3 separate regions of the Homo sapiens genome follow, and all the other regions are linked to region 1. Evidence: chromatin loops called from intact Hi-C (ENCODE). Cell type or tissue: endothelial cell of umbilical vein. All regions are shown on one strand. Each heading gives the region's core, and the rest is flanking DNA. Links, peaks and the distances in the headings are about the cores only. Region 1 has its middle 58 kb from the start of DRD2. Region 2 overlaps BCO2 (beta-carotene oxygenase 2). Region 3 has its middle 32 kb from the start of LINC02764.

What was found. Hi-C counts contacts between places; a loop is a spot of excess contacts. Peaks named below come from ENCODE experiments on the same cell type or tissue, not always from the same donor. Only the 100,000 strongest peaks of a DNase experiment are listed, where the experiment ranks them.
Region 2: a loop joins it to region 1, with 25 times the contacts of the local background. A loop is called at or near these places in 11 of 110 quality-filtered maps.
Region 3: a loop joins it to region 1, with 4 times the contacts of the local background. A loop is called at or near these places in 3 of 110 quality-filtered maps.

Annotation. Positions count from the first base shown.
Region 1 is chr11:113,529,809-113,536,401 of GRCh38, reverse strand. No RefSeq gene overlaps it. Among named protein-coding and RNA genes, the nearest start is that of DRD2, 58 kb to the right of the region's middle. RefSeq lists a silencer at 3,381-3,675. In endothelial cell of umbilical vein, for the core only: a CTCF peak has its summit at 3,500 (motif pointing right); a DNase peak (open chromatin) is centred at 3,521.
Region 2 is chr11:112,216,318-112,222,910 of GRCh38, reverse strand. It overlaps BCO2 (beta-carotene oxygenase 2), which reads right to left. Exons shown (of 12, transcript NM_031938.7): 11 at 6,581-6,593; 12 at 3,965-5,150. The coding sequence ends at 5,037. It also overlaps the pseudogene RPS12P21. Among named protein-coding and RNA genes, the nearest start is that of PTS, 6.8 kb to the left of the region's middle. RefSeq lists a silencer at 2,651-2,858. In endothelial cell of umbilical vein, for the core only: a CTCF peak has its summit at 2,996 (motif pointing left); DNase peaks (open chromatin) are centred at 1,300 and 2,960.
Region 3 is chr11:112,584,479-112,591,071 of GRCh38, reverse strand. No RefSeq gene overlaps it. Among named protein-coding and RNA genes, the nearest start is that of LINC02764, 32 kb to the right of the region's middle. In endothelial cell of umbilical vein, for the core only: a CTCF peak has its summit at 2,727 (motif pointing left); a DNase peak (open chromatin) is centred at 2,711.

The sequences.
Region 1 (6,593 bases), core at 1,074-6,073:
GTGAAACTCCGTCTCTCTCTCTCTCTCTCTCTCTCTCTCTCTCTCTATATATATATATATATATATATATGGACAGGAAGGAACTGACAACATGTATGTATATATTTATTTATTTATTATACTTTAAGTTCTGGGATACACGTGCAGAACATGCAGGTTTGTTACATAGGTATACATGTGCCATGATGGTTTGTTGCACCCATCAACCCATCATCTAGGTTTTAAGCCCTGCATGCATTCGGTATTTGTCCTAACGCTCTCCCTCCCTTGCCCCCGACACCCCGGCAGGCCCCAGTGTGTGATGTTCCCCTCCCTGTGTCCACGTATTCTCATTATTCAACTCCCACTTATAAGTGAGAACATGCGGTGTTTGGTTTTCTGTTCCTGTGTTAGTTCACTGAGAATGATTGTTTCCAGCTTCATCCATGTCCCTGCAAAGGACATGAACTCATTCTGTTTTATGGCTGCATAGTATTCCATGGTGTATATGTTCTTTATCCAATCTATTATTGATGGGCATTTGGGTTGGTTCCAAGTCTTTGCTATTGTGAATAGTGCTGCAATAAACATACGTGTGCATGTGTCTTTAAAGCAGAATGATTTATAATCCTTTGGGTATACACCCAGTAATGGGATTGCTGGGTCAAATGGTATTTCTGGTTCTAGATCCTTGAGGAATCGCCACACTGTCTTCCATAATGGTTGAACTAATTTACACTCCCACCAATAGTGTAAAAGCGTTCCTATTTCTCCACATCCTCTCCAGCATCTGTTGTTTCCTGACTTTTTAATGATCGTCACTCTAACTGGTGTGAGATGGTGTCTCATTGTGGTTTTGTTTTGCATTTCTCTAATGACCAGTGATGATGACCTTTTTTTCGTATGTTTACAACTTATATTTTTTGAATGTCTTCTTCTGTGCTAGATTTTTGTTTGTTTGTTTTCTTTTGATTTGAGACAGAGTCTCACTCTGTTGCCCAGAGGCTGGAGTGCAATGGCATCATCTTGGCTCACTGCAACCTCCACCTCCCAGGTTCAAGCAATTCTCCTGCCTCAGCCTCCCAAGTAGCTGGGATTACAGGCATGCACCACCACACCTAGCTAATTTTTGTATTTTTAGTAGAGACGGGGTTTCACTATGTTGGCCAGGCTGGTCTCGAACTCCTGATCTCAGGTGATCCACCCTCTTCAGCCTCCCAAAATGCTGGGATTACAGGCATGAGCCACCATGCCCAGCCTGTTGTTTGTTTTTCTAATGCATCATTCCATGTAATCCTCATAAGAAACCTGCAGTGTAATAATTATTATTTCCATTTTATGGACAAGGAAACTGAGTGAGGTTCAGAGAGGTTAAGAAAATCACCCCAGGTCATACAGCTAGTCCTTGGAGAGGTGGATCTAGCCCTTCTTTGTTCTCATTTCTCTTATTCTACCCAAGAAGACCTTTTGTGGTGTTGGCTTCGGCTCATTCTGGGCTTCAGCCTTCCTGACATTATACTTAAAGGTCTGTGTCACTCGTGTGTATTCATCCTGTGCAATCACACTTCTTCTATATCAGAGTCATTTGCAATTGTCTTGTCAGAATTTCTTTCTTGAAAGTCATCCCTTCAGAGCTGTCTGCCATGAGAGTGTCAGGTCATGGGATCAGCCGATCTTTTCTCTGAAGATTTTGCAATCTGACTTGTAAAAACTAAGGTACAAGTAAGACCATGCCCAGCTCTTTTCTTCGTGAATAGCATGAACTTTGAGGTGACCTGGCTACTATTTCTCAGGATTTCTCTCTTTGTTCCTTCTCTAAGCAGTTGCCGCTTGTTAAAGCAGAATTAGATTCCAAATAGATACCTTCTTCTACCCACAACCTCTGCTTTCTGAGAGATTAAATTGCTGAGGCAAACCAAGAATGTATTTCAATACATTAATTGCTTTGCTTTTGTCTAAATGATAGTTTCTAGAATGATAAGTAGTTGTAAGTAAAGTTGATTAGGTAAGTTACACTGGGAGAGGACCCTATTTCTATAGGGTCTTTTTTTAAAAATAGAAATTTTGATTTTATGACAACTTGCAGGGACTTACTGGGATCCCTTCCTGAGCATGCTTATGTCATTATAAATGCAATTAAGTAGAGCTATATTGGAGTGTATGTACAGTTTTATGTAAAACAACATTACATGATTTTGTATGAGGTAGAAGAGATAGAGGAGTGGTTAACAGCGTGGAGTTTTGGAGACAAACAGGTATGGAGTTCAGTGCTTTCTCAATACTTCATTAGCTCTGAGACTCCGGTAAATTCCTAACATCTTTAGGGTTTAGTTTCCTTACCTGTAAAGTGATGGTGATATACACAGTCTCTATACCCATCTCATAAGGCTGCATGAAGACTAAATGGGGTAACATGTGTAAATGCTTATCACAATGCTTGGTGTATAGTAAAATACTCAATTAACAGTAGATATTATGTGGAATGACATTTGTTTGTATAGGAAATTGTTTTGGCTTATAGAAGTGTGTGTAAATCTGAATGTGAAAATCTGAGTACATATTTCCAGAATATTTTAGTCTCATTGCTGCTTTTTAACACAGATGTTCACAGATACATGATGGTGAGTCCTGAGGACAGGGAGACCTTGAGGAGACTGAGGAGCTTTGAGTCCTTTTAAATTAAAAATCCAAAGAGTTGGAGAGCATTTAAGTTGGAGAAGAGAGTTGACTTCAGAGGTACAGGTGGGCGCTACATGAAAGGTTCCTTCTAAGATGTGAAGGGCCACGCAGGTTCCTTTTCTCCAAAGGGCAGAGGGATGGAACTCTGACCCGCCATGCTGGCTGGTGAAGGATCACCTCTCTCAGGAGGCAGAAGGTGCACCTATGGAGGCCAGGCAGCCTCCTCCTCCCTCCTACGATCTCTTTCCCCTGGCAGGAGGCCAAGACAGCCATCTCCAAGGTGTTTTCCAAGCCAATTCCCTGTGCTTCATGGAAAAGAGCAGCAGCCTGCATGTGTGTATTTCCCCAACCTAAGCTCCAACTTTGATCTTCAGGCAGCACAACATTTGTTTTTAGAAAAAAACTCATCCAGCTCAGAGGTGATGAGGGTGACAGGGCTGTAATTATCACCTGTTCCTCAGCACCTAGTGTACCGTGGGAAAGGTGCTGACAGCTCTGAACTCTCTTTGTGTGGGGAGTGAAGCCCCCAACCTCTGCTTAGAACATTTGACACAGACAGACAGCTGTGGGGCCACGTGGGGGTGGGCGTGGGGTGGGGGTGGAGGGGGCCTGTCACCTCCTCCTCCATCACCTCCTCTTCTCCCTAGGCTGTGAGAGTGGGCTGAGAGCCCTTGCACGTGTCTCCATTCTTAGACACATTTTTATAATAATCAGCTATATTTCACTTAAGAGTCTCTTCAGGGTGCCAGACCTTACAAAAAAGAAAAGGAAAGCAATGGGTATTAATTTGTGATTAACTGGACTTCATTGGGAACCAAGGGGCAGGATGGAAGAGTGACCTCCAGAGGGCGCCAGAGTGATTCCATGCTAAGCCGCGGCTAAGGAAGTCCCCAGGAATACAGTGGAAAGAGGTCGGCTGCAGTGTCAGAAAAACCCGGGCTACAAACCTGATTCTGCTTCTTCCTCAACAAGTGGCTTTGGACAGTGCACTTGACCTATTAGAGATTCAGCTTGCTGGTCTGTAAAATGAGGGTAGCAATACCCTACTTTCAAGGGTTGCTGTGAAGGCTCCATGAGATAAAGGATTCAGGATTAAATGAGATAACAAAGACCAAGAAGGGAGGGGAGATACAGAATGATTGCAAAAGATCTGTGTTACCACTGACACCTTAAGTCCGTTACCCGCACACTGAATTAAGGCCGACTGGTCATAGATGGTCAGCAGTTTTCATACGTCCATCAGTGTTCTTAGAATAAAGCTGGAAATCAGTGAACAGCCCCGTTGGCTTTTGTCATGGCATTGTTTTCAATCAACAGACGCTAAGCACTGTGGCTGCTCTTGTGAAGGGATCTGCAGATGGCTTAGACATGAAACAAGAGTCCTCAGAAGCCCCCAGGAACCCCCAGGAAGGTTGGGAACCACAGAGACAATGCAGGTAAAGCGCTTCTCTCCCCACTTTCCTGAGCCCAGAGGAGAAGAGGCCCCTTCTGACCTGGGTGGGCTCTGCTTGTTCTCCTCCAGGGCTGCCAGGAGGTCACAAGGAATGTGCCATGTGCCACCAGCAGGCCCCGACAGGTCTTACTAAGCTCCTTGAAAAGTCTGGCCCTAGTTTCCCCCTTCCTTTCCTGCAGTATCAGCTCCCAGTCAGGGACATTGCCCAGGGAGGCCTTCCTGCTCCTCAGAGTAACACGTGTCATGTGGCCTCCTTTTATGATTAGTGTTCTTCTCAACTGCCCTCTAGTAGGAGGGGTGAGAGGCAGAGGCTCAGAAACTTGCAACTGGGAACATATGTCTTTCTGGCACCAATTCTGAGAGCAACCTCACCAGAAGAAAACTCCCCTGCTTCCTCCTACTTCCACCAACTGGAAAATGAAACGTCTGCTCCAGGCGTTCCCTGGAGTTCAGCTGTGCAGCCTCTAGGCAGGGGCCCTAGAGCTACTAGCATCGGGTTCTACCACCTACTAGCCAGGGGTATTGTCACCCAAACAGCCTGAGCCACAGCCACCACTGCCCATGCCTGATTCCAGTGGCCACCCTATGGCTGCCCCTGCCTCTCTCCTGGCTTGTCTTAAGGCTGGTGTTGTATCCTCTTGCTCCTCAAAGAGTGCTTCCTAGGGCTGCAGGATCCCGTCCTTGGAGTGCTTGCTAGAAATGCAAAATCTCAGCACCCTTCCTTACGCAGACTTCCTGAATTAGAATCTGTATTTTAACATGATCCCCAAGTAATGCTCACGTACAATAAAATCTGAGAAACATGGATCTAGCTCACCTGATGGTTTCCCATCACTGCCTAACTACTTTATGATAAAAATGACTTCTGGCTACACAGCACCAGGGGCTGAGAACACGGTACCAAGAAATGGTCATGGGAATCTTTGCTAGAAGTCAGAGAAAGCCCGCTAGCATTATTGAAGCCAGGCAATTTATAGGCATGGTCAGAGTTCACTCTTACACCCTCTTTCTAAGGCAGGTGTTATCCCCGTGTCTGGAGGAACAAACTGAAGATCAAAGAGGTCTGAAATGAGCTCACCATTCCAGAGCTAGTAAGAGGGCTGTGTGGGGGACAGAGGAGAGAAAGGGATGTTGGGCAAAGGAACAGCACATGTAAAGGCACAGAGGTGTGAGACAGCATCATCAGCATCATCAACAAGAAATCCTGCATGCAGGACACTGGGCTTCACATTCATTCATTTCATTTATTCATTCCGCAGCTACTTGCCGAGTACTCAGTATGTGCCATGCTCTGTGCTGGGCAACACAGTTGCAATGTAGAATCAGGTAGGCATAGTCTCTGCTCTCAAGGAGCTGCCTTTCTGCTGGAAAAGAAGGATTTTATATTCACAAAAGTGATTTAATTGTAATTGAAGCAAGAGCCACAAAGTATAAAAAAAAAAAAAAAGAAACCTAGCTTAGTCTTGAAGAAAAGGATACTGTGTATAAATAAACAGAAAGACATCCTTGTTTTAGGGCTCCTCAACTTTCAAGATTCCCCTTGGTGGCTCCCAGGAGTGCTGTCTACTCTCCTGGTTGGTGGTTCTTCTCCTGCTGCTCCTAAGCAGCAATCATGGGTCTGTGCACAATGCCAGGCACATAGGGATGCTGGACAAAGGGAAAAAAGTGTGGATTCTACCCTGCAGCAGAAGGGGGCCAGAGCACAGGATTCCCCTTGGGTCTAACACCACCTGAATTTCTGCATGGGGCTGGGTAGGAGTTGGTGTGGAATGTTATTTTGTTTTGTTCCAAGATCAAAAGCCCCAAGAGGCTGGAGCTTCGTGCAGTTTTGCTGCCAGGTGTGCTTGTAAGGAGGTCCAGAGGAAGGCAACATCAGAGCCCAGCCTGGCCTTCCTTTCTTCTCCCTGACAAAGGCCACTCACATTTGTATACAGCTGTGGCTTTTCTTGGGTGTTTCCATTTTATGGTTGTGCATTTATTTGGGGGCTTAATTTTCTAACTTGGGTCTGGCTTTTGCTGGCAGCCCTGGTCCCAGCAAATGGCCTTGGTACACTGGGCAGCTGCAGGGACCAGCTAGGCTTGCCAGGGAAGCTGTATTCCTGTGCCAGGAATCAGGCACATGGGAGTTTCCATATTGGCCTGTTTCTGTTGTCTATTGCGGCATAACAAATCATCCTCAAAATGATCATAACAAATAGTGCCTAAATTGAACAATGGCAATTCAGTGGGTTGGTTGGGCTCAGCTAGGTGGTTTTTCTGCATTCTACAAGATACAGGTGAGGTCAATCATGAGAATGCATTCACCTGGGAGGTCTATAGAGGCTGGAATGTCCAGGATGATCTCTCTTCCTTCAGGCTTCTCTCCATGTGGCCTCTCACAGAGTGCTAGTTTCCCCAAGGCTTCTTTACACCTTGACAGCTGGCTTCCAGGAGGGAGAGTTTCAAGAGGATAAGCCCCAGTGTTCAAGCACTTACCCACCCA
Region 2 (6,593 bases), core at 788-5,787, 1.3 Mb after region 1:
CTCAACTCCCCTGCTGTCTCCAGGGGCAGGTGGCAGGCATGGGTACCTGCATTTCACTGGAGTGGGTTCTTGGATCTCTGAGGGGAAGGAACAGCAGAAGAGGCCCTTCTTCCTCACCCAAGATGCAGGTGGTTGGGGCCAGGAGTTTGGACCCTCCAGGTCTTGGGGGAATAGCTGGGTAATACCTGGTGTCTGAGCGATTCTCTGCAGACCCTTCCCCTCCTCAAGGACCACCCATCCTCCTTTCAGCCCCCTTTATGGGGGCCGGGCAGCTCTGGAGCCAGCCACAGAGTCTCTTACAGAAGCAAGGCCTGGAGTGGCCTGCACCAAGAAGCAGGGTCAGGGTTCGTGTGCTCCTCCTCCTGCCACAGGGGCCGCACATCCCATTGCCCCACTTCTGCTTTCTGTCTCCCTCTGTCTAGCTTCTAGGGCAGGAGCAGGCCCCACCTAGGGCTGCAGGCAGTTTGGCCTGTGCCAGCACGGGCTCCTGTGCCCACCAGCCTCACAGGTGCTGTGCTTTGTGCTCTTGGCTGCTGTGCTGGGACAGAATGGGATGCCAGGAAGAGAAGAAGAAGAAAGGGGGTGCAGTCTGAGGCCACCACCCTCCTTCCTATCTAAGGGAGGGCTGAAGACAAGGGGCTGGCATTCAGTGGGTAACAGAAAGGAGAGGCCCCTTGAAGCTGCTCAGTCAAAGGGCCCCTGTCCCTCCTTTTGCTCTCCCCAGGACTAAAGACCTGAAGGGGCTGGGTGTGGGGCTGGCTTTTGGAGTGTCAAGGTGAATATGTGGGAGCAGAGATCATGAATAACTCAGGGCAGTGAATGGCGCACCAAGGGCAGGGCTGTGTGTGGGAGGCTGCGGCCAAAATTGCCTCAGCTCCTCCCCCTCAGGCTGGGAGGCTGGGGGCTGGGGGTGGGGGTGGAGGGTCTCAGCTCTGCTGCCCCCACCCCAGTACTAGCCTAGCTTCCCAAGCTGGGGCTTAGAGGATAGTTGGCTTCCTGCCTCTCTCCACTAAAACAGCAAGTCTGGGAAATCCTGGGGCGAGTGGAGTCAACCCACACCCCAGTTGCTGGCAGAGACTGAGACTAAAGCATCACTTAATAAATACCCCCAAGCCCCCCCACCAAAAAAAAGATCCCATAAGGTACTCCAATGGACATATATTGGCAAGGTAGGCCCCATATCTATCACCTTCTGGTCCTCATTCACTTATTAAGTTAAAAAAAAAGTGTTTATTTAACATCTAATGAATGCCAAGTGCACTGCTAAGTGCCAGGGGCGCAGTATGAATAATAAACACGTTTCCTGTCCTCATACAGTTCAAGCTAGTGAGGGAGCTAAACACAGAAATAAATCATGACAAACTAAAAAAGAAAAAAAACACTAATTCTCCCTCAGGAAGTAAAAGAAGGCTTCAAAGAAGAGATGACTTTTGAGCTGGATTTTAAGATTCACCAGGTAGATAAGGGAATTCCAGGAAGAGAATGTAAGCAAAGGAAATGTGGAAAAGTACAGCTTGTTTACTGCATATTGAAGAGTTCTTGGCTACAATGGGGAGATAGGTGAGAGGTAAGACTGGAAACATTGATTGGGGACCAAATTATTGAAAGGCCTTGAATGTCATTTAAGTATAAACGAAAGGAGGTTTCACCCCCTTATCTCCCTTGTAGCTCCCCACAAAAAGGGAATTTTCATCTGCTTAAATCACATTTCCAGGCACTGGTTGGGCCTTGTTGACTCACAGGCAGGCCTACAATGTGTTAGAAGTACCACACATGGTGTTGCTTACTCTCCAGAGCTATGCTCAGAGGAAAAAAAAAAAAATCAAGCCAAAGCTCTCCCCTACTCCCACCCTGCCCCAAGGAGGCCTAGCTGGCTGGTTCATACGTTTTCCTACTGCTTGCCTCCTGTGGAGGACCCAACCTGCCCATTTGCCTCTTCCTTTTCCCCTCAATTGTGCACCACTTACTCCCTTTCCTTGAATCCTCAGACACTGGCTAGTGGTAAGAGTTGGGCTTAGGCAGAGGAAGAGGCCCAGCCTATGCTTTGGGCCTTGGTCATATGCTCACTCAATTTTACCAGAACTTTCTCCCTTGGATTACCAGGCATATATGCCTAGATTATAACATGCCACTGATCCTTTTTTGTGTTCTCCTTCAAGAAACAGAGAGCAGAGCAGAGCCAAGGCAGAATTCAGGTATCCTTAGGTCAAAATCTTATGATTATACTGCTATCCTTCATATGTCTGAACTTCATTCCCTGTGTATTAAGATAGAGATTTATAAACAGAGGAAAGATGTGACAGATCTATGGACTTGCCAGAGGTCATCCAGAGTCTCCTTCACCCTTCAGATCTAGGAAGATCAATCAAATCTCCATGTTTTGTCTGAGGAAGTACAATGAATGCCTTTTCAGGGACTTCTGTGAAAGGAAACACTGGGGGACTTACACTCTCATGGTTACCTGAGGCTCTTTGCTCCTGCATCTGCTGCATTAGTTCTGTTTAGGCATCTTCTTGCCATTCTAAACCTGCTGCTGTGTTCTGCATCTCACAAACCCAGACATGGAACTCAGCCCTTTTACTTTATTGCCACAGTGCAAAGCTCCACGCATGGCATTTGCATGTATGGAACACATCACTAAAGAAGATGGGGTCTGTGAAGTTTGAAGTGACTCTTAAGGAAAATTAGACAGGAAACTATGTTAGTCCAGGACGGTGCAGAGAGCCTAACCATGAGTTCACAGGTGCCACATATTGTATGTCTGGGGGTCTTCTCCAGAGCATTCACCATGTGGAAGGAGCATAAACAGTTTAACTGGTCCTGGAATGGTGTTCAGCAGAGGGAAGGGAGTGTAACTGAAGGAAAAGGGAACAAGGGATTTTGGGGGTGTTGGCAAGAGTGTCGTTTAAGTGACAGACCTTGCCTGCCTACGGCTGTTGGTAAGATCAGGCAGGGTTTAGAAATGTGAAGATTATATGGTCTCTAGTGCCACCTGCTGTCCAATTAAATGAAGCACTACTGGCTTGTCATCCATCCCTGAGAACTATACACGTAGAGATTAGAATAAATGCCTGATTTTAGTGATGTTCCTCAAAATAAGCTCCCAAAGCCGAGCTGAGGGTGGGGTGGGGGTAGTGGGTGGTCCATAGGAGGGTTGTGCAATTGCAGTAGCATCTGCTGTGGACAGCAGAGAAAAAAACAGTTTAGAAGAAGCCTCCATGCAGGATATAGCCAGCTTCCTGTCTTCTGAGTACCTTAGGACCAATGGTAACAGGCAGACTGTGATGGAAAGAACAAGGTGCTTTTCAGATTTGTATTCAAAGTCTACTATCTATGATCATTTGTATTTCTTCTCCTAGGACCTCTGTCATCCACCTATCCGATGATGGTAATTGACAGAGCAGGAGCATCTTTATTTTGGACAAACCGCCACTTTAAGTTCCAGCTCCCTTTCTAGCCTCATGCATTTCAAGGAAATCACTTCTCTTCTAACTACAAGCAAACAGAAAAAGCAGACAGTAAAACACAAATAAAACAGCACGGGCACAGAGGGAAGTAGGGGGAAAGTCTCTTGGGTAACTGCCAAATTTCACCCTCATATAATGGGCCCCAGTGAAACAGTGGGCCTTAATAAGGACATTCCTCTCCCTTCAGGTGCACTAAGATAGGGAAGCTAAAAGCAGACTTTGGGGGGTATGCCTGCAGCTGCAAAAAAATATGTATGGGAACAAACACACAACTCTCCCTCCCAAATAAACACAACAAAGAAACACAGAAGCAGTCCAAGCCTCTAATAAACTCTCCCACCCTGAATCCTTAAAAACTCTTAGTCTGTAAAAAAGTGTGCCTCTAATCTAACTCAGCCAAAAGGCTCCTCTCGGGTTTGTTTTTTCTAAAATAAACCTGTCTTAACTGGCAAGCCACCTTTCATGTTTCTTTCCTCTTTCTTTAATTCTTGCAGTAATGACCAAAATACATGAATTTTTATTTCGTGTATTCTTATTATTACCTAGAGGAAGATATATCCAATAAATGAAATTTAAAACCCTCTTCAAAAGGTTGTATCAATACTTTCTTAATTATTTCAAGTAAGAGCCCTAAAAAATAAATATCTATAACCATAGTTATATTATGAATTCTGCTTTGTGGTGTTTTTTCTTAAGAAACATGAGTGCCAAAGTTTTATTTGTTCATTTCTTACATTTGAAATACTCTTCGATGACATCCTTGACTTAAGATTCTTTGACCTAGTCCTTAACTACTGCACAACTGCAGCCAACCACTTTTCGGGGGTTTCCCTCTCAGTTTTACAGAGGCCTACCCATTCCTCTGGTTTCTTGTTGTCATCAACCTTAATTAGGGTGAGTTGGTGTTCAGCACCATGGGACTCCACCAACTTGACATACATAGGCTCATTGCAGTTGGGTGCAGGCAGACAAAAGTGGGCTTGGTGCTTGTCTAACGCTTTGGCAGCTTCACAAATTGCACATGCTAGGCCATGATGAGTGAGGGCAGTCTTCCGCACCTCTTATAAAGTAGTGTTAATGGCCATGACACCTCCAGCAGCAATGCCTCCATTGGTCATGATGGTGTATTAAGGGTAAAACCGAAGCTTGTATGCACTCGAGCCTCTGCCATGGCGTGACTTGGCAGTGGCAAGGAAATAGTGAATTCTGTTTTTAACAGAAATTTTTAAACTAAATGTCTATTTGGGACATTGGTTTGGGAGGTACGGTGCCCTTTATGCTCTGTCTTTTGTATAGAGTACATTCTTTGTTTTTCTTTTTATTTTTATTTTAGATTCTGGGGTACATGTGCAGGCTTGTTACATGAGTATATTGTGTGCTGCTGAGGTTTGGACTTCTAACGAACCCATCACCCAAATAGGGAACATAGTATTCAATAGGTAGCTTTTTAACCCCTGCCCCTCTTCCTCCTTGCCCCCCTTTTGGAGTCCTCAGTGTTTATTTCTCCAGTCTTTATGTCCAAGTGCACACTTATTTTAAACCTAGTTTCCAGACCTTGTGGTTGTCCCATCAGATGGGTATGAAGGTACCATGGAACCCATAAGGCATCTGCACAGGTACCTCTGCTCGGCCCAGCTCTTCAAAGTTCTTGGCATCCAAAACTAGGATAAAATTGCTTTCATTCTAGAAAAGAAAAGACAATATTGAAAATTATCTTTTTTTCATCAAAAATTTGCCTGTCTCCTCCACTAAGCTGTAAAATTCCTAATGGAGAGACCATGTTGGTCAGGCACAGTGGCTCACACCTGTAATCCTAGCACTTTGGGAGGCCGAGGTGGGTGGATTGCTTGAGATCATGGTTGAAGACCAGCCTCGGCAACATGGCAAAACCCCATCTCTATAAAAAATACAAAAATTAACCAGGCGTGGTGGTGCACACCTGTAGTACCAGCTACTCAGAGGCTGAGGCAGGAGGATCGCTTGAGCCTGGGAGGCAGAGGTTGCAGTGGGCTGAGACTGTGCCACTGCACTCCAACCTGGGTGACAGAGCGAGACCCTGTCTTTAAAAAGAAAAGAAAAGAGAGAGAGAGAAAGAAAGAGCAAGACCATGTCTTACACATCTTCATACCTCTCCCCAGAACCTAGCACAGTGCCTCACCTATACACTCACAAATTGTTTCCTCAGTTGCTGAACTGGACTGGAAAGGATATCATGGCTAAAGAAGTTCATACCTACAGCAAAGAAATTAAGTTGTTTCTATCAATCACCTTCACAGAATTTCTTTGAGTTTAATATTTTTGCTTGTGCCTTTCCAATCTTCTAAAAGACAGAAACTCTTTCTTCCAAGTTAGAAATGCCTCCATTTTGTGTTACTTTGGAGCTGTTTAAAGGCCAGCATTGCAAGGCAGATTGAGATCTGCCAAATCTAATTCCAGGAATGGCAAGTGCATGGCATGAGGACAAAGTCCTCCTAAAGCCCATGGCAGATATCGCTAATTGATCACAGCCTTTCTTACTGAACCCTTAAAAGGCCTCAGAGCCCTGCACCCCAGGCAGCCACTAATAATTAATCAAAGTTGATACTCAAAGTGAACCTATTTGCCATAAGATTGCCCTAGACAAGAAGTCAGATAGTGCATAGTGTTATTGGGACACTGGACCAGGACTGATGACATTGGACTTGGAGGTCAGTTCATTGAAATTGGCAGCACACATGATGATATAAACATTAGACTGGAAGTCAAAAGACTTGGATTTAAATACTGGCTTTACCACCAGGAGATCTGATGCAAGTCTACTTCAACTTGTTTACTTTACAAATTCCACATGTATAAAATGGTATCCCACAAAGTTGTTTTGATAACTAAATATGTGTAAGTAGTTCGTAAATAACAAATTCCTTTGCAAATACAAATTGTTATTATGGCCTTCCAAACAGAACTTTAAAACAATAAAATATGGATTGAGATAAAAGGGTATGTAAATAGTAAGGAGGGGAAGAGAAGGGAAAAGGAATCAAAGTAAACTATCGACAGATGAGTGTGCATCCTTGATTTATCAGATGACTCAGTGCTACTTTTCTTTCTGACTGGTGATAGGGAAATATATTTACCTGGTTGGGAGTG
Region 3 (6,593 bases), core at 580-5,579, 940 kb after region 1:
AGATCCTTGCTCAGAGGGAAAGACTTTATTGGGAAAGGGAGGAGGGAGTAAGAAGACAGGGTTCAGAGGAAGGGCAGTCAGAAGTGAGAGTAGAGAAAGGCCTTCAAAAGGGAGGCCTGGATACAAAGTCATAACAAAGACACGCTTAGCCCTGTGGGTCTGACAGGACAGGACAGGCCAAGAGAGCCCCTCCTTCAGAGAGTCCTTCTCAAAGACAGCCTCCCTCAGCGAGAACATCCTTCAGAGAGCTGCTCCCAAGGACAGCTCCTCACTTAGAGAGCCCCCCTCAGGGAGCACCTCCCTCAGACAGCCCCTCCCTCAGACAGTCCTCCTCAAAGAGAGGCCCCCTCAGACAGCCCTTTCCTCAGACAGCCCCTCCCAAAGACAGCCTCCCTCAGGGAGAACCTCCTTCAGAGAGCCACTCCCAAAGACAGCCCCTCTCTTAGAGAGCCCCTCTCAGGGAGCACCTCCCTCAGAAAGCCCCTTCCTCAGACAGTCCCTCCGAAAAAAGCCCCTCCTCGGAGAGTCCCTTCATCCAAGAGCTCCTCTCAAACAGAGTCACTTCCTCAGACAGCCTCTCCTGAGAGCCCCTCTCACAGAGCCTATCCCTCAGAAAGCCAGTCCCTTGCAGAAGATGTGAAGCCCTTTTCAGGTGCAGGAGTCAACAACCAAGAATGGAGCGAGCATTCGAAGGAAAGGAGTTGCGACAGCAGGAACGGTTCATCTCCCCCAGAAAGGACCACCGCTCTCCTGTCCTTAGGGCTTCTCCTTGGCCTCAGGATAAGGAAGAGGATTGTAGGATTTGCCACTCAGACCAAAACTGGCCCTCCAGAGTGGATTTCAGGCTAGACCAACAGAGTCCCAGAGCACTGTGGCAGCATAGAGGGAGACTGCAGCCTGCCGTGGGAAGCACATTAGGGTTTAGAGGCAGAAGTTCTGATTTCAAATTTCAGCTTCACACCTTATCAGGGCTGTGTCCTGCACAAGTCTATAATGTGTCAGTCAGCATCACCAGAGCAAAATGGCGGTCATCACACTACTTGCAGAGCAGATTTGCCTGGCAAAGCTTAAGCCTCCCACCCCCTTCACCTCATGGTCCTGGGATCGTGGGGAGTTTCTGTGTGGAAGTGTTCTGGGGGAAGGGGAAGTCTGGCTGACAGGGATGGAGGGTGTGTTTGTGTGTGTGTGTGTGCATGTGTGGAAGTGTTTCTATATAAGCATTTCTGATAAACTGCTTGAAGAGATCTCAAAAGAGACCTGACTTTCTAGGGCTCTAGTGATTTTGTGTGTGTGAGATTCATTTTGTGTCATTCTGAATCAAGATTCACTTTTGTGTTTGTAATTTTATTCTCTTTTTCTTAAAGCCACCTCCCTCTAATTGTACAAGCTTCAAACCCCACAAAGCCTGGATCCACCTAAAGTCCTCAGAGGGCTGTCACATGGATAAAATGAAGTGCCCCCTCAAAAAGTGATCAACTCACCTAGAAGTAGAAATTGATGCTTACTAAATCTGATTCGGTGGTCCCCTTTCCATCTGCCCACCCAGGTGAGGTGCGGTAAGAAGAGACAGGCAGCCCAAGAGGCCTCCCGCAAGTTCAGAAACAGATTACAGAGTTGGCAGGGAGTCTGCTGCTCTCCCACCAGGGCCCCTCTGCTCAGACAGGGCCAGATGATGTAGTGACTTTATTCAGTGGATAAACATCCAATTCAGCTTGCTGGAGGCCCCCCAGCCTCACATTACTGTTGACACAAAGCAGATTCCCTTTCTCTAAACCACTGTTTATATTTTAGCCAAGTGTCCTACATAAATCTCAGATCCAACCATCAGACTCTCTGGCTGCTACAGAAATGATCAAGACCAACGAGAGAAAACAGCCTAATAAGGAGCTTACAGAAGGAGCTGGGGGTATCTCTAAACGAAAGGCTGCCTTGGGGGTACATACCAGGCAACCCAGTTCTGAGACTCTCCAAAACTGGGGGCCAGCACAGACTTGGAAGCACCTGCAGCTAAAATAAAGGGTCTTTTAAAGAACTGGGTCTCAACCAGGGCACCAGGCCTATGAAATATACATTCAGTTCAACTCAGGTTCACAGAACATTCTCAAGTCCCAATTCAGTCGTTCTAGGAAATATGTAGGCTGGGTTCCAGTTCAGACATATTTTTCAATAGGTGTTTTTTTTTTTTTATTTTCAGAAAAAAAATAAATAGAATACAAACTTTGTAATAATAGCTTTGTGGTTCCATAAATTAATATTAGTGCTTGGTTAGAGCTCAGCACAGTTGTGTGGTAAATTGTGGTTTGGGGCTCAGGGTCTGGCTGAGGTCCCTGATTTGAAGGCCTCAAAGCCTGGAGAGCTGTGGCTTAAAAGGACAATGGAGAAATCTTTTCCTAGCAGTAGGAGCTAGCAGCTGAATGCACTTCATCTTGACTCAGCAAGGGACAGTTCAAACACCACTCCCCCAGCTGTAGCTTTTGGGTGAGGTCTCTATGTCTTTTCTGCCGTAGTCATGTGTGGATCATAAATGGCCTAGCCCAAAGCAGCTGTTATTTTAAAGAATAATTAAAAGAGCAAGAGTAATCCCTGGGGCATGGAGGAGGGGAGAGGGTATCTTTATATTCAGACGTTCTGGACTTGATTATAAATCCTAGAGCTTGGCTGCTCCACGGGGACCACGCTTCTCTAGGCTACCCGTCTACATGATTAACTGACTACTGCCATCTAGTGGATATGGAGGCCTTTGAAGTTCTAATGACTAATGTGCAGGATGTTGGGCATTGATCTTAAGAGAAGCTATGCTTAATTAGGGCAGCAGATCTCAGGGCGGCCTGTAGGTAGGATTACAGATCAATCACCCTGGAATATCCCCATACGCAATTTCTCTTTTCTGACAGAGATTAAAAGAGAAAAAAGAAAAAACTCAGTGCCTGTGGGTCATCAATGTTCTGAAGTTTATTTGGCAATTGAATCAAAACTGACATTCTGAGACATACAAAGGCTCGATGTGAAGACTACGGATAACAGCCTCACTGCTGTATTCTGAGAGGTCCATGCCGGCTGCTGCAGTAGCCAGACTGGTCCTTGGGCATGGCTGAGGTGGAGGGAAGAAGCCCTCAGCTAGCAAACAGAAATCTCAGCCTCTACAGCCATTCTCATGTAGGGCTGTGCCACCCTGTCCAGGCAGCCCCCAGGGCTTGGCCCCTGGGCAATGGGTATGAAATGCCCTTTTCTGGGTAGGGAAGAAAAAAGGGGCTAGGCCCAGACCCCGGAACTTCACCTCTGTCAGAGCTTCTGTTTACCTGCAATGGCTGTTCCCCCGACAGACACATATCTATAGATGTTCACTTTCAGACGCTAATCTGGAATTTTCAGAGAGTTTAAAAGATGAAAGATTAGCTACTTAAAGAATCAGCAAATATGTATAAATTCATCTTTAAGATAAATGGGAAATTTGGCAGGACTCAAAATATTTGAATCAACAACCACATATGGACACAGACCAAATCTACACAAAGCATTTGGGTAAAGCCTGCAAATATTTCTTTTTCAGTTATTGCAGCTTCAATTTCTCTTAGATTACAACCCAATCCCATCCCCTTTGCCCAGTGAGGCTATGAGGTTTCTGTCCAAAGCTGGAAATGGACCCCAGTCACTCCTTACTTCCCCTACCACTCCAGGCTTCAGTTTCCTCATCTGGAAAATGAACCAGTGGATCTGATTACCCCTGAGATCTCTTCCAGGTGAATTTGAATGCTTCAAGTCTAAATTTTCCTTTGCAAGATTTCCTCAAGTTTTGGCAGACGTGTGTTAAAGGCCTGGGGTGGACTGAACTCAGGATCTTTTACCATCATCTGGAGTGCTTCCCAAGGAGCATTTCATCCAGAAAAGGAGATTGTTTCAGGTTGAATATGACTTGAGCGCCCATCAGGTAAGATGTGTTAAAACAATTTTTGTACAGCAGGCCTAATGATAAGACAGCCTACCTGGGCTCCAGCCTGCCTGTAACTGTGTGAACTTAGCAAGTCCTTCACTCAGTCAGACTTTGCTTTCTACATCTGAAAAAGTCAAAAGAAAGAAAATAAAAACCTCAGCCTACCTCCCTCTCAGGGTTGTTACAAGGGAGAAAAGAGCATAAACAGATGCAAGAAGTGCTTCCTTAAAGAGTTCAATATGAATTGTTTTTCTGTTTAGGTTATGTTAAATCTATTTCATATTATTAATCCCTTCCAGATGACACCCATCAAACAAACACCCAAATGGTCCATGTCTGAAAGACCACAGACTTTTCTTTTGGGAAAAAAAAAAAAAAAAGCTAGGCCAAGCCTGAGATACATCGGGCTTTCTAACAACAGGGAAATTTGGCTCTTCTTTGGGCCTGTTCCTTTTTGTCCTGGAGGCTTGTTAATCAGCTGCAGGCTGCATTTTCCTTAAGAATTCAGGCTAGTAGTCAGTTAGTCATGTAGACAGGGGTAGCCTAGAGAAGCATGATGTCCATGGAGCAGCCAATGGAACTGGAGGCAGTAAAGGGAGGCAGAAGATGGCTTGGAAGCCACTGGCATGTTGCTTTAGTGGATAGTAATGAGGAGAGCCAGACCTCACGTTTTTCACCTGGAAGATCTGATACTGCTTCCCCTCCTCCACTGTAAACCCCTCCATGAAAGAGCAGAGGACCCGAAAACTGCAAGATGTGATTCATAATTGTCAATAACATTTGTGTCATTTTGATGCTCTAACTCTATTACGTTAATTGCTCTCCTCTCTACACTTTATTTTAAGGTGAACATTAATTGATTCCCAACTGTAATCACAATTATGGTGAGTTATCCTGATTAATGGAAGATGTGATTAATAGGTAGGAAGGTACAACTGCTTCTCCTTCCCAGGGAAGAGATGATATATGTTATTATAGCTCTGCTGTAGGCTTCATTTTCCTTAAGAATTCAGAGCCAATGCAAGCTATCAATCACCATATTCCATTGTTCTTCCCAGTTGACTGGACACAACTCCCATTCGGCCCAGCCTGTTTCTCTTCACTCACTGACTGTCCCTGCTTCCTTAGGGAACACTCCTACTCCAGACCCCCTGTGTTCCAGAGAGAAAAGAGAGATGCTAGCATGTCAGTTCTGAATTCTGAAAACGGAATCGTGAATTCTGGTACAGTCAAGATAGGCAAAGTGGTGAGTATGTATCATGGCCAGACCTAGAAAATAAACTGAAGTAGATAGAGGAGAAAAAGAAGTATTCATTTGTATACTCCAAGGCCTAGCATCATACCTGGCACATGGTAGCTGTTTACCACATAGTATTTGAAAATGAGAATAGGTGAATGAAGTTTATCATCCCTCCCTATGCCCTGACTACTAGTTGCCCATTGTGTTTCTGGACTCCTCTCTGCCACCCCACCCAGCCTTGTCCTCCTAAAGAGGATTCCCCTCTCCAAGCCTTACATCCTAGCTCACCTGTCCTGTGTCCTGCTCTGTGAGTGCCTTGCTAGGAGACAGGGTAGCTCAACAGATGTACCAACTGGTGTGAGAGCTAATGATAACTAACTGTCCCCAGTAACCTTGTAATAGAAACCTTACCTGCACCCCTTTACAACTCCTTTACATTTTGCTCAAACTTCCTTCCCACCCTCATCTCCAGGAATCCTCTCCTCCTGCCTACCCATCTCACACACCAGTTATGGATGATCAGTGAGTCCACTGGCATCTTCTGTGCAGGAGAAGTTAAGACCAATAGCTTAACTAGAAGGAGAAGTAGAAGACTTGCTTTGAAGCTGCAATGCGTGACAAGCATGGAGGTCTTCCTTTCTTATGGAGAATTTTTGTAGAGAGCTAATGTTTGCAGTTCATGATGCTATCAGCCACCTAGAGTGTTCTAAATTCATACTTATGTTTGCTTTCCAGGGGCAGAAAGGGCCTTGTCTCTGTCATCTCTCTGATGAGATTCTACTCTTTCCCCAGGCTTCGGCTTAAACAGAAGATCTTTTCAACCTGAGAGCCCTCCTGGCCAGGCAGAACGCATTTCCCTCTCCTAGGCCTGGAGGCCACCTGGCCACACCTCTACACAACTCCACACCTCTACACAACTCCACACCTCTCAGCATCATCACAACCTTGTAACCCAGATGTCTGCTGTCCTTCTGTGTCAGACAAATGTCTGGTCCCCTGAAGATCATACTGCAGTTTATACCTGTCCAAAGACAGCCAGCAGAGGGGGTGAGGGGCCAGAAGTTGAGCCCTCCCACTGCTTGCCACGCTGTGCTCCCTGCCCTGGGGCTAAACTCACCTGCAAGAAAGAAGCCTTTTTCTCCCCATAAAGGTTCTGCCCTTAACTGACCACACCCTGTGCTGGCTGAATCAGGTCAGGGGTGCATCGTTTCCTACGGAGCCCAAAGATACCCATGCGTGTTCAGAGCAGCCCCACTCTGACTCCAGGGTGCGATTCTCTTGTCACACCCTTGGGCTTGACCTCAGCTCCTTCACTTTATCATAAGTAATCAGCTACACTCAGATGTTGCGACTTTTTTGTAGACTTTACAGAAAAATCTCACAGGGAAGAAGATGGAGGTTTTCGCGTGTCTCACACACTGA